2 separate regions of the Homo sapiens genome follow, and region 1 is linked to region 2. The links are chromatin contacts, found by Hi-C in ENCODE. All regions are on one chromosome and are shown on one strand. The core of a region is the stretch at or near the end of the contact, and the rest is flanking DNA. Distances in the headings are between cores, read along the strand shown.

Region 1 (3,095 bases), core at 329-2,828, 4.2 Mb before region 2:
GCCTTCTGGTTTTTTACACAAGAGGCTCAGCCCAGAAGCCTAACCCCAGATGCATACTTAATTCCTCGGGAAAACAAAATATTTGTCAGACCCACAATTAACTTAATTGTTTATTTGTGCAAAGGCTTTCTTGTTTAGTTCCAGGACTTGCTGTTGAAATTTGAAAAAGGGTGGCCCCAGATTCATGTTCACATGAGTAGCTGCGGTAGCTACTCACCAGCTAGCTCCTGGGAGAGAAAATGGAGAAGAAAGCGAGGGAAGAAAACGGAGGGCAAATTCTCCAAGGTTTACTCCTCCACCAGAGAGACGCCTCCTGGGCAAGCGTTTCTACCTGGATCCCTGGCTGCCCAGGAAATTGGGGAATGAGGGCTTTGGGTGTGGAGTCCCCTTGGCCATTATGAAGTCCATGGGGTTGCAGTTACTGAGCAGAGTTAGAGGCATTCCTGCACCCCCACCCCCAACCCACAACGTCTGGACTTGGGAGGAGATTCCTTGGCTTCTGAAAGAAGCTTCTGTTTCTGTTTACGTAAACATCAGGTGGACGGGGGAGGTGGACGCCAGGGTGGGACGTTCTTGCAGTGCTCAGATGAGGGTGAGACTGGAGGGGCCAGTACAGGTGTTGGGCATTTGGGTAGCACCTAACAATAATCTAAGGCAGTGGTTCTCCATGGGGATGACTTTGCCTTCCAGGGGACATTTGGCACGGCCTGGAGACATTTCGGGTTTTCACACTAGACAAGGGTTTCCGCTGGCATGTCGTGGGCAGAGGCCAGAGAAGCTGCTAAACATCCTCCAGTGCACAGGGCAGCCCGTCCTCCCCACAACAAAGAATTACCTGACCCAGAATGTCAATTGATCTAAGTTCTAAAGCCTACTAATAGTTTGTAAGTTGAAAGCACTAGATTGACACAAACGGGAAAAGTTATTTGCAGTTTATTTTCCTGAGGGACAATGGGCTGCCACTCCCTTCCATGCTATTGCTGGGCAAGACTCTATGTTGGCTCTTGCTTTCTTCTCCTCTTTGAACACCCCCCTCCCCTGCCAGCCCGTCTGATGCCGTCCAAGCCTTTTTTTTTTTTTTTTTTTGGCTTCTCAGCAAGCCTCATGAATATTAACTGGGACACTCAGGGCTAAAATGATCTCTGGTCTTACTTGAGAAATGCCCTCAAGCAAGAAAAAGAACAAGAGTCCCAAGAACACCAAGTGCCCCTCACCTTGGTCACACCAATGGCCCACACTGGCTGGGGAGGCGGGGAAGGGTCCTGGGAGAGGGAGGATGGGCCTCTAACCTCCAAGGAGAACATGAGTGAGGGCCCCAGGAAGGGAGAGGGTGCGACAAGCACTCTGGAGAAAGAAAGGAGAGGGTTCAAGGTGACCCTGAGCTCGGGGCAAGATCTGCAGGGCCTGCAATTGGCAGAGTGCCTGGCATCTGGCCAAGCAGCCCTCCCTCTCTCTTCCCCGCTCCACCACCTGCTCCTGGTCGCTGCATTGCCGGTTCCTCCCAGCCTCTTCTCACCTGCTCGCTCTAACGTCCGTCTCAGCCAACAGCCCTACTCTTCCCTCCCAAGCCAACAGGGGGAAGCAGAGAGCAGCAGAACAGCCTAAAGGCAACAACGGCAGTCTCTTTACCGCGCCCACCCTGCACTCCTGGGCCCCTGTGGCCTCCACCCCAGCAGCTGGACCCTCCGAGACCCTCCTTTTCCCACCAAGCTCACCCCCACTAAGGGCCCTCCCCACGCAATGCACAGCACATTCCACGCCCACCCGACATCAATCACGTCCTGTCTCGTGACTCATCCGATACTGTTGACTTGCTGTACAGTTTCTCACCTTTGCAAATGAGATTTGTCGCCTCCTCAAGTTGACTGTCCCTGGAGGCCAGGAGACGTGCTGTGGCCCTGCTGTCCCGAGCCTTTCTCAGAGTCTCATGTTCAGCTCAGTTCTGTTGATTGGGGACAAAGGACACTGCCATTTGCCACCTCTGCCCGCCCTGTGCCGACCTCCACCAGACGTTTGGCATCATGAGCCCGTGTCGTTCTCACCCCAGCCTTTGTGGTTGATGTTGTAGCGTCCTCTTATTCTTATAGATGAATAAGTTGAGGCTCAGAGATGTTAGATATCTTGGGTAAGGTGAAGCTGTGACGACTTGAGAACATAACTGAACGTTCTAGGCTCCTTACCCCACACGGTGTTGCCATTCCAGTCCCAGAAGGTCCTGAGGTTCTTTTGAGATGTGTAATGAATCCATCTTCCTTGAGCATAACACAATCTTTATGGACCTGTTTAAATAGTTTTAATTTCCATGTGTTTACTCATTCATTCTGCAAACATGCACACAGCTTTTACAAGGTGCCAGGCACTATCAGAACCTGGGAAAACCAAGATGAAGAAAATGTAGCCAGTGCCCCCAAGGAGGAGAGAGACAGGTGGCAGTGAGTTCACTGGTGAGCCTTGAGGGGGCAGAATAAGAAAAGGGCATGATGGGGAGGTGGGGGCTTGGTCAAGAAAGGCTTCACAGAGGAGGTGGTATTTGAGCTGAGTGTGGAGAGGTGTGCAAAAGGCAGAGTGGCATCCCAGCCTGAGGATGCATGTGAGCCAGGATCTGTAGAGGAACGAGGCTGCAGCTGATGCTGCCAGTAATCACATGGAGTTCAAGGCAAGCAGTGGGTGTGGGGAGAGGGGAGTCTGGAAGCGTGGGTCAGGGCCAGCTCGCCCTGTGGATAACAGGAGCCACTCAGGGCATTTGGATAAGAGAGAGGGACGCAACTGCTTTGTGGGTCTAGCAGACACCCTGGGAATACTCCAGAGGGAAGCTGAATGGGGCAAGATGAGGGAAGATCGGTTGGGAGCTTCTTGCCACTGTCTAGGTAAGCCATGCAGTGGGGTGAACAGAAGTGGCTTCTGTAAGACCAGAAAGAGGAGACATCCTAAGAGACTTCTGTAAGGTGGAGATGACAGTGATGGTGTGTCCATAGGAAAAGAAGAGGGAGGAGTTGAGGATCACCCCGGTTTTTCTGCTAGGATATAGGCTGAGGGCTGTCAAGGGGGCTGATTAGACCCTTAGAGGCAGATTTTGGGAAGGTGTAATCAGTTCC
Region 2 (2,793 bases), core at 107-2,606:
CATTCGGGCTCCCATCACTTGGCAATGGGTTTGAGAAAACAAGGATCAGTTTTGACTGTCCAGAATAAGGATCAAAGGGGAAAATATAACTAATACCCACTGCTCTCAGGCCGCAAAAGGAAGAATGCCTCTTGCAATGAGAGGAAATGGCAGTTTCAGATTAGAAAGCAAGCAGAGAGTTCATGGAAAATCTTAGAACATTCTTCCAGGGGATGGCAGACACTTAGCACATAAGCATATCATGTCAGGCAGTGATAAGTGCCAGGGAGAAAAATAATGGGAAGCGGAGATGGAGAGTGGCAAAGCAGGTGTGTGCTCAGTGGGGTGGGCACATTTCAGTAAGGGAATTGGGGAAGGCTCTCCAGGCGGGGGACTTCTGCATGGACCGGATGTGAAACATGTGAAAAACCCTCATGAGAACTGGGGAAAGAGCATTCCACGAGAAGGAAGAGCATGTGCCAAGGTCCTGTAACAGGAATATGAATCGTGGATAGGAACGAAAAGGAGTGACATGGGAGTAGGGGGAAGTGATAGGAGGTGAGGTTAGATATGGTGACGGGAGCAGGGAGGTCTTCCGGGGCTGGTCTTATAGCAATTGAAAGGCACTCGCTTCCATTTATTTTGGTCTCTTCTGAAACAACAGAGACTGGCATGTTGTTTAGCTGGTGTCTTATTCAGAGGGAACCAAGAGTCTAAACTTTAGGTTCTCCCCATGATGTTGGCACTGCTTGTGTCCAAGACATTCAGTAGTTCCTTAAAGACAAACTGACTTCCCTCACCTTGACAAACAGTTCACAAGTCTACTCTCAATTCAGAGTCACCACGGCCATTGCCACTATGCTGCCATCACGCCACCAGACAAATGGTGTTGAACTGGCCCGCTCCTTTGTATCACCTACTGAAGAGTCGAGCAGGAGCATAGTTTTGGTCATCCCGTGCCTGAAGTTAGGCTGCTGGGAGTCAGGGTGAGTGACCTTCTGGATTCTGCAGTGGGAGGTAAGATCTATCTCTTGCCAAGATTCATACAATGGCAGGTACCCCCAACACTGGAAAGGGAAGTTCAGGTGCTGAACTGGCAAAGTAGAGACATTCATTACTCCTGCTTACAGATGCATCTGTTTCCACCTTGGAAAGGGTGGAAGATGTTGCTCTACTTCCCGTTAACTCTTGTCAACATCACACCATCCTCTCTGATCAGCGGACCTGTGCCTACCTTGTTCTTTTTTAAAAAACAAATAGCATTTGTTCTCCAAAAATAACCAATCCAATTAAGCATGACATGACCTGAAGGTCAGGAAATGACTCATGGACTCAGGGGCGAAACCCACACTTTCTGGAACTGAGTTGGACTTGGAGGTGTGCTATGGTGGACTCTAATTATAGAACTCCCCCGGGTGAAAACATGGTCTTGCCAAGGATTGTATTTGCAAATAGATCTGCCATGGTCATGTAATGTACAGTTCTAACTATAAGAAAAGCTCAAGGATAAAGCAGCTTGCAATAAAATAGCACAGCAAATTTAATAATCAGTTCCCTTAAATACTGGGAAACATTATAAATAGCGCTACGTGATGAGTCAGAACTAACCTCATAAATTGAATTTAGAAACTGGTAAGGAATATCTTCTGGGAAATGTGATTCTGTTTCCTTGCATAAAAATAACCACTAGGGAAAAGGTATAATTCCAGGAGAAACCTGGCAAGGTAATTAGAAAGGGTAAATGTAGAATCTGAAGTACCGTATTCCATTGGAGAGCCTGCCTGTAGGGGACAAAATGCATGTTGACAAAACAGGCATAGAACACGCACTCCTGAAAGTGCATGCCACGTGTCAGTGATCATTATAACCTCCCACTCGGAAACCCAGATCCTTCATCCACCCTTCTTTGTCCTGTTTTGTGCCCAACACACGGACATCTATAGACTATTACTGTGGCTGCCTTGTCATCTAGCTTGTATTTAGCTTTGGCAGGTGGGAGGTGCGGGCAGGAAATCTTTGAGTGTGATGAGAGGGCCTCCTGGTGATTCCGCTCCCCACACCTTCCTGGCTTCACTGTGGCTCTGGCAGTGGCTCTTCCTGAGTGCCCTTTTCCCACAGCTCCAGCTTCCACCCCTACTCAGGCTTCTCAGGCCTTGTTCCAGCACACAGCTCTGTGTATAGTCCCTTCCTTAATTTCTTGAAAGTTAAACCTTTTGCAGTGTGCTGCACTGCATTCTGCTGGGACCTTAATTGAAACAGGATCTAGGGTACCCCCAAATCTAGATTTCCAAAGAAGGCAGCAAATATAAATGAGCAAATGCCTAGAAAAATGTAGGCTAAGATCATTAAAGTTTTATCCAATGTATTGAATCGTTACTAAAACATTCAAAATCCATTGGGACTGTGAAGAAAAAATGGATGTGAAAAGAAAATACTCTGAAAAGACTGAGAGTAGCCTAGTCTCAAATTCAGCCTTATACTCAAACCATGTGAACTGAGGCTGGGCTGTTCAGAATGGGTTGATTGGGGGTAACAGTGACTATAGAATGACAACTGGCTACTCCAGAAACTTCTAGTAGCATGAAGAGAGACTTTTCACAGAAATATGGGCATTTCTTGCTATAAATTTCCCTCTTGGAATGGCTTCTGCTGCATCCCATAGGTGTTTGGTACATAGTTGCTATTTGTCTCAAGATTTTTTTGATTTTCTTTTTTATTTCTTCTTTGACCCATGTTGTTTAATTTCTACTTATTTGTGAATTTTCCAAGATTTCTCCTGTTACTGATTTCAAGTTTCACACCATTGTGGTCAGA

What was found. A loop is a pair of places that touch in the nucleus more often than their neighbours do. Pooled maps may share reads with other maps.
Region 1: a map with no recorded cell type shows a loop between it and region 2 (5-fold over the local background). The contact joins two enhancer-like sites. A Hi-C loop is called at or near these places in 2 of 37 single-sample maps with no recorded cell type and 1 of 50 pooled maps.

Annotation. Positions count from the first base shown.
Region 1 is chr18:63,154,079-63,157,173 of GRCh38, reverse strand. The region is part of intron 2 of BCL2 (BCL2 apoptosis regulator); the gene reads left to right. Among named protein-coding and RNA genes, the nearest start is that of BCL2, 160 kb to the left of the region's middle. RefSeq lists an enhancer at 1,940-2,089. Within about 2 kb of position 1,578, at least 22 of the 41 ENCODE cell types and tissues checked have a DNase peak (open chromatin) inside an H3K27ac peak, as active enhancers do.
Region 2 is chr18:58,990,119-58,992,911 of GRCh38, reverse strand. No RefSeq gene overlaps it. Among named protein-coding and RNA genes, the nearest start is that of ZNF532, 130 kb to the right of the region's middle. Within about 2 kb of position 1,356, at least 9 of the 41 ENCODE cell types and tissues checked have a DNase peak (open chromatin) inside an H3K27ac peak, as active enhancers do.